Regions from separate parts of the Mus musculus genome. Here region 1 is linked to region 2. The links are chromatin loops, found by intact Hi-C in ENCODE. Cell type or tissue: gastrocnemius. All regions are shown on one strand. Each heading gives the region's core, and the rest is flanking DNA. Links, peaks and the distances in the headings are about the cores only.

Region 1 (5,367 bases), core at 232-5,231, 52 kb before region 2:
GATATCATTTGGAGCATACATCTGGTAGGGGCCAGCCTGGCCACCAGTCAGTGCCCCATACTAGCCTAGAGAGGCCAGGGTAGAAAGAGCCCCAGGTGCTGCCTCCAGGCACAGAACTGGCAGATTGGCTCAGGCCCTGAAGCATCTGCACCCTCCCCCACCTCCCCCTGCCTGGCCCTCCTCTGCACCATTCCCGTGCCCCTCAGACCTCAGAGAATATTTAACCACCTGTTAAATGATTTGTCCCATCTAGGCCCCTGCACTCAGGGCATCTCATGGGCCTCCTCGAGAATTAACTAGAGCCATAAATCAAAGCGATGCGTGAGAATTTTCAGCTGCCTCAGACAGCAGGCAGCCGCATGCCCAGATGGGAAAATGGCCTTTAGAAGGGAAAGGCATACACTGGCCTGGTCCAGAGCTGCCCAGACTAACCTAGAAGGAGAAAGAGGGAGATGGGTGGGCCAAGGACGCTAGACTTTCAGAGCACTGTTGGAAGTATGGGAGAGGGGGAACGCCAGTGTTCTTTTAGCTTCTGTCTGAGGCAGGCAGCATCCTAGCTCTTCTACAGCTGGCAAAGAGCTAGGCCACCTGTGGTCTCATCTCACTACAGAGCAGACTCGGGAACACTGGTGCATTCGTGGCAAAATGCAGTCCTGAGCTCTGGGCATCAGGAGACAGGATAGGGAGGGCCCTGATTACTGGTAGGCCGGGACTGGACGTATATGTCTGAACCCCGTAATCAGACCACGACTTGGGCTGGGCACTGTGACAAGAGGACACAAGTGAGGCTACGTTCAGATTCTGTGTGGCACAGGGGTCCAGGGGGAGCAGGTGAAGTGGCCAGCAGGCCTCACAGCCAGCCAGAAGCTGGCCCCCGAGTGCCCCTGCCTGGTCACCCAGACCTAAGGAGACAGCCCAGCTGCTCTGGCTGCTGGCTCTTTTCGTGGTCCTTCCAGCTTGGCTTCAGTAATCCCTCCTGGCTGCTGAGAGGCCGACTGCCTAGCCACAGTGCTGGGCCCGCCTTATAGCCTCTCGGAACCTGTCCTGGGTTCTGCTTTAGGCTGAGGTCAGGAAAGCACGTCCAGAGAGGGGCATGAGTCAGGGACCCAGGCAGACACATGTAGCTCATCTCCTACAAGCAAGGTGGTTTGTCATTGCTTATAAGTAAAAAGTTAATGTGGGAGGTGCAGCTCCAGCCACTGCTGCCGCCGACCCAAGGCTGAGTGAGAAATGGACTTTTCTATCTGGCCTGTCGAGGGTAAGTCCCCCACCTTGAAAACGTGAATGGAAGGGGGCTGGAGAGATGGCTCAGTGGTTAAGAGCACTGGCTGCTCTTCCAGAGGTCCTGAGTTCAATTCCCAGCAACCACATGGTGGCTCACAACCATCTGTAATGAGATCCGATACCCTCTTCTGGTGTGTCTGAAGACAGCGACAATATACCTACATACATGAAATCTTTAAAAAAGAAAAGTGAACTTGAATCTGTTCCTAAGGTGGTTTTGTATGTATGCCTGTTTGGGATTTTTTGTTGTTTGTTTGCTGAGATAGGGTTTCCCTGTGTAGCCCTGAGTGTCTTGGAACTCAAACTGTAGACCAGGCTGGCCTTGAACTCATATATCTACCTGCTTCTGCCTCCCGAGTGCCAGGATTAGAGGTAAAGCTTTTAATCTCCCACAACTCATTAGAACTTTTGTTCCCACAAAAGCCCTGCTGTATTCCTGGAAGTTGATACCCAGAGTGGCTGGCCTCACCCCCTTCATTTCTTTCCTGTGCTTTCCAAATAAATTAACCAGTCAAGAGTTGACAATAAGGCTGAGCCCATGAGGAACAGCCTGGCCTCCTTGCATTAGGGATAAAAGAGGCCCCCTGGCTGTGTGCTGCTGGCTTGCCCAGCTTGGGTCATGGGACAGCCCTTATGAAATCGCCTTGATGAGTTCCTGTTAATCCCAAAATGAGAGGAGAAAGACCACCAACCCAAATCATCATGGCCGAAGCAATTAATTAAAGCAAGCAATTAATTAAAGCAGGCTTTTAAAAATTCATGTGCACGGGCTGCGGTCCCTGTAAGGCAGGCTTTGAGAGGTCAGCACTAGGTGTGAGGAAGACAAGCCTTTTATAGTTTACAAGTAGGGGATTTTGAAGTGGGGGATTTGGTGGGCAAAATGGGTGGGGTTACAGGTGTAGAACAGAAGCCTGACAAGTTAGTCCCTCCTGAGACACAGACAAGGTGGGCCCAGCAAGGGAGTCTTGACATTAGGGGTCACAGAAACTTTCAGAACAAAGGTACGGTTGCAAGATGGTTACAAACAACTTTTAGAAACAAAGACACGATTGCCATTCCTGGAGCAGGCACTGCAGAAAGGTTTGTAGTTAAGGTTACAGGTGGGGCCTAGCCCAGACCTTGAGAAACAGATTTAATCATAAGCAGGAATGAGCCTAGTTTGTCTTTACTATAAGATGGCTGTCACCCCAAGATGGAGGCAGGACGGCTCGTCATTGCTCTCACTCTGCTGTTCTGGTATTTTGCTCATGGAACACGGAGGCTGCTCTTTCCCAGCTGCCGATGCTGTGGGGCCTGATGGGGCCTGAGTTAGAGCGCGATGACTCCTGTTCCCAGGGCAGGAGACCTGGCAGGGGCCCAAGGAGTGTCCTATGGGTGCGTAAGGGGCACAGGCAAGCAGGATGCAGGGCCGTCAGGGACCCCAGGACATGTGAAGTGGACCCCGCCAGGGGCAGATAAATGGCCAGATGGCAGAGGAAGGAAGGCGCTGGCAGCGGCCTCCACTGGGAAAACTAATTAAGCTCTCAATTAGCACAGTCCTGCCCCTGTCGGCTCTGAAGGGCACTCAGGGTCCTGGCTGCTCTGCCCAAGCCAGGAGTTAATAAGTTATGTAATGTACTCAGCAGGGAACCAACCAGAAACACCTGCTTGTAGTCTACCGGCCTGCCACCCACTGACACCTGGGCCACCGGGATGAGACAGCACGGGCAGCCACCTACCTGCCCCTGGAGAGTCCCTGCATCTTTTACTACTCACAGAATGGAAAAGACTGAGGGCCCCCGCATGTCAGGGCAAGGGGCCTAAAGAGTCACTGACTGGTTGCGGGACAGTGGGCACCAGGGGTATAAAGGGGAGTGGGGAAAAATCCGAGTCCCGCCAGAATTCTGGTGCTCTGGGAGGGCAGACATGGAAGGACTGACTGCCACATGCTTTCCACGAGGCCCCGGGTGGGTGTCCGGCTGTGTGAAGCCACGAACTCCAGCTTGGCAGGTGGTGGACAAGGGGCAGTCTAGGTACCAGTTTCTCAGTCGTGGGCATCTCATGCTGGACACCGTGGAAGAACTGAGAACAAAATGGGGGCCCCCCGGGGGCAGCTCAGTCAGGCTAAAGAGAGGAGAGGGCAGGAGAAGAGGGACGCTGGGTGGTTTCCACGTGAGCGAGAGTCCTTGGTCCGGTCTGTGGCTAGAGCACAGGAAGACCTTCTGGCGGGAGGTTAGATGCGGCTCGTTAGGGGAAAGCCTATCCCATCGTTCAAGCACAGCAGGCCTTGAACAGAGGCAGTCTATGGTTCTAGAGCTTTATTGTAGAAAGCAGGGGGAATAGAGAAGGTAGAAAGAGAGGGGCAGGCCATGGCCACATGTGGGGGGGGGGGAGAGAGAGAGAAGGAGGGATAGAGAGGAGAGGAAGAGCTTAGGGAGAGCAAGGAGGGGCCAAGCAGCTCTTTTTATAGTGGGCTGGACTATCAGGTAATTGTGGGGAGGAGCATACCTGGCTATTGCTCTCTCTCTCTCTCTCTCTCTCTCTCTCTCTCTCTCTCTCTCTCTCCTCCCCTTCTGCTCACCCTGCCACCCCTTTCTTTGTCTCTCCCTCACAATAAACCTCTTTCACGTGGCACCGCCTTGGCTTAGCGTGTCTTTTGGTGTTATCGGCTATCTTAATACATCATTTTGGTGCAGAAACCGGGATAGCAGGACCACCAACAGCCGCTAGATCCCAGAGGATTCCAGCAGATGCCAGCGGATCCAAGCGAATGCAGTGGTGAGCGTCTTCTCCTTTCCACCCCTAACTGCAGCGTTAGTCATGACCATGCCAGTACTCGCACCGAGGTCCCCACAGCAGTCCCCACCCCACCGGGAGGCACATTACATGCCATCGAGTCTCTGCTGCTGAGAGGAATGGCTGGGCCCACACAAAGGCCAGTGGGGCTGAGCATAATTGGGGGTGGAGCGTCACTGCCCACCATTTTCACCATGTGACCTGCCGCCGCGTGTAGTCTCCCCTCCCCCAGCCTGAAACCTGCTTGCTCGGGGTGAAGCTTCCTGCTCATTCGTTCTGCCACGCCCACTGCTGGAACCTGAGGAGCCACACACGTGCACCTTTCTACTGGACCCGAGATTATTCGGCGGGAATCGGGTCCCCTCCCCCTTCCTTCATAACTAGTGTCGCAACAATAAAATTTGAGCCTTGATCAGAGTAACTATCTTGGCTACATTCCTTTCTCTCGCCACCTAGCCCCTCTTCTCTTCCAGGTTTCCAAAATGCCTTTCCAGGCTAGAACCCAGGTTGTGGTCTGCTGGCCGGCCACAACAATTGGCGCCCAACGTGGGGCTGAGAAACGGCAAAGGATTTTTGGAAGAGACGCTGCTGGTTCGGAGCTCCATAAAATAAAGGATAAAGGAAATTCATACCGGAAAAGGTATGGGCTAAGCTGAGACAGCGTTAAACCCGGGCGCTGGTTCACTTAGGTTCAGCAGTGAGGAGCTGGGTAATAGGCGGTAGGCCGTAGCTCTCCGAAGCTACATGAGGTGTGAGAAAAGAAAGGGTTTATTAAAAGGAATAGGCGGATTGCCCCAGTTAATAAAAAATGCATCATAAGGGAGGAAAATGTCCCAAAAAGCAGAGAGAAATATCTCTCTGGGCCTTATAGCAGGAGTACTCTGTTACCTTTTGTGTCTTGTCTAATGTCCGGTGCACCAATCTGTTCTCGTGTTCAATTCATGTATGTTCGTGTCCAGTCTGTATGAATAAATGTTCTATGTTTTATGTTGGATAATAAAGATGGTATAAAAAACTTTATCTGCAAAGCCGAGAGCTGCCACGTGTTTCAGCCAGGAATCAGACACATGGCGGGAGGGCCCCTGCTGAAAAAACTGTTCGTTTTAGAAAATAAGGGCGAGTGCACAGCCTCTAAGTATGCACTCATAACTGTGCATACTAGTTTGTGATTGTACAAATTCAGTATGGGCATCGCTTGGTGCAGAGGCACTGCAGGGTAAGGTCCAGCTTGACCATTTCTGAGTTTCCTGTGAGATAAACCCGGTTTAAAAGAGGTTGGTACCAAATTTTGGCTAAAAATAAAAATAT
Region 2 (5,367 bases), core at 199-5,198:
TGGCTTGCCCAGTTTGCTTTCTTAGACATCCCAAGGCCACCTGCCCAGGGCTGCCACCACCCACAGTGTGCTGGGCCCTCCCACCGTCATTAATCAAGAAAATGCCCTCAGACAATGCCAATCTGATGTAGTCATTTTCTCATTGAGGAATCCCTTCCTAGATATCGCTAGGTCTGTGTCAAGTTGACAAAAGCCAGCCAACACACACTCCAAGTCCCTTATCCGCTGTCTTCCCCTGCCCCAGCCACCTGCAGCTCACACCCCCATCCATGGCACATCACGCCTGTGATTGGTCTGGTCTCTGTCTAGAAGTGGGAAGTACTTCAGCACCCAGCATTGGGCTGGACCTTGGGAAACGCCTGCTTCTGCTTCTCAGCAGGAGCCTGCAGGGCTCAGCCTAGAGAGCTCAGACCTCACCCTACTTCTCCTCACCAGGTACTTTAGTTGGTGTTCATGTGGTGTGTGTGCGTGTGTGCCTGTGCGTGCGTGTGTGTGTGTGTGTGTGTGTGTGTGTGTGTGTGTGTGTGTGTGTGTTGCGCATTTCCCCAGCAGAACGGAAACTCCAACAGGCTGGCTGTTTATGCCAGTTCTCTTGGCCGACGTACACCCAGCATCTGGAAGCATGCCCAGCAGAGAGAAGGCGCCTAATGGACGTTTGTTACAATTCTCTCCTGAGAGTGTAGTTCTGAGGTAGATTTTTGTTCCTCGGCCTTAATGCACAAAACGGGAAGCACTTGATGGGAAGTGGTTGGTTCTGCATGGCAAGCACGGGGCATGATGGCATACACAAGACTTGGCTCAGTCTCTCAGAACATCAAAAGAAAAAAAGCTTGAATGGTAGAATGAAAGTCTTTGATAATATTTGGGGGTCTCAGTCCTTCCTCTTTGAAAATTGATGCTGTCCCCCCTAAAGAGTCTCTTTGTCCACAACGTGAACTAAGGTAGCTCCAAACACAGCTGTAGGGAAGAATGCTGTTTTATTTTAGCTGGTGAGTCTTGCTTGAAAAATCAGAGATGACACCCCTCCCCGTCAAGCTAAAGTCTCCCTATGCACCTCCGGCTGGCCCGGAACTTGCTATGTCGAACAGGTAGGCCTTAAATTCACACAGCTCTGCCGCTTCTGACTTTTAATTTTGGGATTTAAAGGCAAGCATGTGCCATCAAACCAGGCTGAGAGGCTGGCCTCAAGCTCCCTGTGTGGCCAAGAATAATGCATCTTTGATCCTTCTCTGCCCAGCACCATCACGCCTGCTCTGTGTGTTCTGGGGGAACCCAGCATGCTAGGCAAGCATTCTACCCAAAAAAGCTACAACCCCAGCCTTCCAAATCAAGTCACTGTCTTCAAGAACCCTGCCCTCTACCCCGGGCAGAGGCAGCTTCCACCTCCCCACCCCACCCCCAACCCCTCGGCCAACCGAGAGCGGCAGGAAAGAGCCCAGGAAATTAGCTGACTTGGGGGCTCTGGTCTAATACATTATGTGGGGTCTATGACAGCACTCCTACTTTGGGGAAAGCCCTGGCTGAGCCCTTGAGATGGAGCTGGGTCTGTCTGGGGACCTCAAGTGGCCTCACCCTGAGCCTTGTTTGAAGACTAAACTGGAATCAGCCTGCGGGCTGTGGCTAGGAGCCTGCCTTGGTAAGGAGTGCAGATGCTGCTGGAGGGACAGGGCCTTCTTAGAAGAATCTGGCACCAAAGCGAAGCTCCTGGCCTTGCCCAGGCTCCAGCTGGGGAGCCAGTGGGTGGGGCTTCCACTCCGCTTATCCACTTAGGTCTTGTCAGGGACTTTATACAGCGGGGGAGGGGGGATATTCTCATAGTAATTTCTAACGTTTGAAAAGAAAGCCAGCACTTCATGCATGATGTGAATGGCAATTATCTATTCAACATAACAAGCATGCATTGTGTGCCTACTGTGTGCAGAGCAAAATTTTAAATGAATCAGATAGTCTCCATTGTCTGGGCACTTAAGAACCACCGTTGGGAAGCAGGACAGATAAAACAGCCTTAATAGATGGGTGGCCGAGCTGGCTCGGAAGTGTTTACAGGTACAATGGGAACACAGGTGGCGATTAATTCCACCTGAGGAATCGGGGAAAGGCAGCCAGAGGGAAGGCGGCATTTCCCATCAGCCTTGAAGGACCCCAGCCAAAGGAACAGTGGGAACAGAGCCTGAGGAAAAGCTGTGGGTGCGGTTTTTTGAGGAACTGGACCAAAAGCCTGGGGTGCTGTGGCCTTGAGGCTAGGAGAAAGAGATGGAAGGCCCTGGAGGCAAGCCAAGAAAGGCAGGTGGTGACTCTCTGAGCAACTGTGGCTGTGCACAGAGCCCTTCAAATCTTGAAGTGGAAATAGGAGCCCCGTGAGTGCATCAGGAGGACTGCTTGGACCCCGGCCAGTAGCACAAGCCTCTCATCACAGCATCCAGAGGGCAGACGTAGGAGGACCTTGAGCTAAGGCAGTTAGGGCTGCATAGCCAAGACCCTGTTTTAAAAACCAAATGGACCAGATGTGGTAACACACCCTGTAATCCCAGCGTTTGGGGGTGGAGGCAGGAGGATCAAGTGTTCAAAGCATCTTCTACTCTATGGTGAGTTTGAGGCTGTAGGCAACCACTGACTCACAAACAGTAAATAAGGCTGTGGAGGATGTACAAGCAAATGGGACCAGGAGGAGGAAGGGACAACTTTCCTCAGGTTATGTGGTCCTGGGTTAGGGACAGTGGGAAAGAGGAGAACAAGCTTGTATAAAGCTGGGCCTGGAGGGGAGGACCTAAAAGATCTGGTCCCTCTTTGTCCACAGGCTGTATCTCTGATCCTGCCTCTTGGCTGCAGCTGATTGGTCCACATCCAGACCAGAGATCCAGCCAGGTGGAGCTGCTGGGGTTCTGTTGGAAACATGCTCTGGCAGGCCTGCGCGATGTGCAGATAGTTAAAGCTTCCCCGGCCCGGCCTCTCGGGCTAGCACAGTCTGGATGCTCAATCCAGAAGATCTGGGAGGCCCAGAAGGGAAGAAGATGTAGTGTAATCTGTTAGGAATAAGTTTGGAGTTGCAAAGAAAGAGGCCACTACTTGTAGTTAGAATTCTGGGATTTTGGTTTCTTTAGAAAACACACATACAGGAGTATTATAGGAATGCGTTTTTGTTTTAATCGCAGGTATTTGGGGTCTGGGGCTGCTTCAGACTGTCTGCAGCAGCTGACTATGATTTGCCTCAGGCTCTAGCAGAGGCGTGGTTTTGCCAACTGCAGATAGTTTCTGCGTTTGTGTGACATTTGGAATTCTGGGAACTTTTCAGAGGGTATATAGATGCTAGAACCTGGAGAAGCAGGGTAGGTGGTGTTCAGGTGTTGGGGGGGGGGCGTGTAGTCATGCTCAAAAAAGAGACAAAAGGAAAGAATTCTCTCTCTCTCTCTCCCTCTCTCTCTCTCTCTCTCCCTCCTATCCTTCTTTCTCCCCTATCTAGTGATAGGGGGTCAAACTAGGGACATAAAAGGTGGAAAAAAGAAGAACCCACAAAGTAGCATAGGCCAGCTACAACTACTGCAACTGAAGTGTCCAGGCAAGGCACAGATTACTCTTGATCAGCAAGGTCCAATTGGAAGATGGAACACAGAGACTGGAAAGGCAGTAAGTTTTATTTTCCATTTGGCTGGTCTAAAAGGAATTGGCACACAGGAAGTGGAGGGGAGGAGGTCACTGCTCTGGGTCATCCGATCCCTGGAACGCAGCAGGAGCCTACATATAAACAGAGTTTGCTGCATGAGGGGTTTAAACATTGGCATAAAACAAAGAGATTTTAATTCTTTGTCCTAAACAAAAAGCGTACAGTATCTGATAGAAAAGCCTCATCCCACGTAATCCAAGGGGCTTCGCAGAAGAGAGAGGTGAATTTGAGGCAGAAGCCAAGGTGGGGACAGAGGACCAGGCAAGCCCAGAAATGCCTTTGAACCCTCAAAGAAGGAGTCACCTCAAGCAGTCCTGCCCTCACAGAAGGGGTTCTAACTCACCTTCTTGGGGCCAGGACTCGAGGCAGGGAGTGAGCTCTAAAGACTTTTTGTTTGTTTTACACCAGCTGCAAAATTAGTTTATAAAAGAAACCAGTTTGCAAAGAATTGGAACCTGCCCCCACCCCACACACGACACCCTGCAGTCACTCACCAAGGCCGAGGCTGGGAACAGAGCGAGCCGGCTCTGGAAAGCCAGCGCATGCAAATACATGCAAATGTGAAAGGAAGTCTGTGCATAATGCAAATGACCCATGAACTGTGTGGGAGCTGTGGGGCGGCTAACCGTGCTACTTTCAACCCACTTCCCTTGGAAGTGTACCTCCCCTCCCATGCCAACCCCACAATCACAGGGGTTCTCTGTGTAGCCCTGGCTGTTCTGGAACTTGCTCTGTAGACCAGGCTGGTCTTGAACTTAGAGATCCACCTGCTTTTGCCCTCCTAGTGCTGGGATTAAAGGTGGTGGTGCCTGGCTAAAGATTTATTTATGTATTTTCTGTACCTGGGTATTATGTACATGTTTATGTGTATACGTTTGCACACCGGAAGAGGGCATTGAATCCCATGGGACCACAATTATAGAGAGTTGTGAGTCGCCATGTAGGTGCTGGGAATTGAACTCAGGAGCCCTGGAAGAACAGCCAGTGCTCTAACCACTGAGCAATCCCTCCAGCCCCCTCTTTTTTCCTTCTCGTTATCCATTCAACTGCTTTCTCCAGGACATAAGAATTTGGAAATAATCCCAACCACACATTCCCCCCACCCCCAACCCCACTATCTATCTGTATCAACCTGGCCTAGGGGCCCAGCAAACAAATTAACCCAGAGAACCGAGCAACTCACCATGAGTCACACAGACAATATGTGGCTTTGCAGGAGCCCAATTCTAGGCCTGTTTCCCCAAGGGTGGTGGCCAGGGCTGGGCAGCTTCTCGTGGTGAAATCTCCTTGCCTTCTTGGGATCACAATAGTGACTGGGAGCCTTCAAGGACTCTGGACTCTGTAGGCCTAGTGAAGATGCTCCAGCAGGGGTGAGTGAGGAGGGGGCTGAGGTAGGGATGAGTAACGTGTGGCCTCTCCGTCTCGGGCCTTGGCTGCCAGCTATCTCCCCAATCTTCCCTGACTCACCCCCAGACCGTCAGCTTGTGTCACCCAGGCTAGCCTGAAGATATAGAGACCCTGTGGCTAGGCTGGGAAATAAATGTCAACCTCCTGGGATGGAGATCCAGTGGGAGCGGCCATAACGACCGCAGCACCCAGACCTGCAGACCACCCATGTGGTGTTAGGTGGGGGTAAGCACCTTGCAGAAGTGGGACTTGGTGCCTCAAGTTAAAAGTGACCCATTCTGTTGACAGCTCCTGGCTTC

What was found. Hi-C counts contacts between places; a loop is a spot of excess contacts. Peaks named below come from ENCODE experiments on the same cell type or tissue, not always from the same donor. Only the 100,000 strongest peaks of a DNase experiment are listed, where the experiment ranks them.
Region 1: a loop joins it to region 2, with 2.0 times the contacts of the local background. A loop is called at or near these places in 2 of 42 quality-filtered maps.

What each region holds. Positions count from the first base shown.
Region 1 is chr17:27,289,257-27,294,623 of GRCm38, reverse strand. No RefSeq gene overlaps it. Among named protein-coding and RNA genes, the nearest start is that of Mir7214, 25 kb to the left of the region's middle. In gastrocnemius, for the core only: no CTCF peak of the experiment used is centred there; DNase peaks (open chromatin) are centred at 646, 852, 2,738 and 3,323.
Region 2 is chr17:27,237,642-27,243,008 of GRCm38, reverse strand. It overlaps 9630028I04Rik (RIKEN cDNA 9630028I04 gene), which reads left to right. Exons shown (of 3, transcript NR_131118.1): 2 at 3,461-3,624. Among named protein-coding and RNA genes, the nearest start is that of 9630028I04Rik, 7.7 kb to the left of the region's middle. In gastrocnemius, for the core only: no CTCF peak of the experiment used is centred there; DNase peaks (open chromatin) are centred at 613, 1,713, 2,276 and 2,864.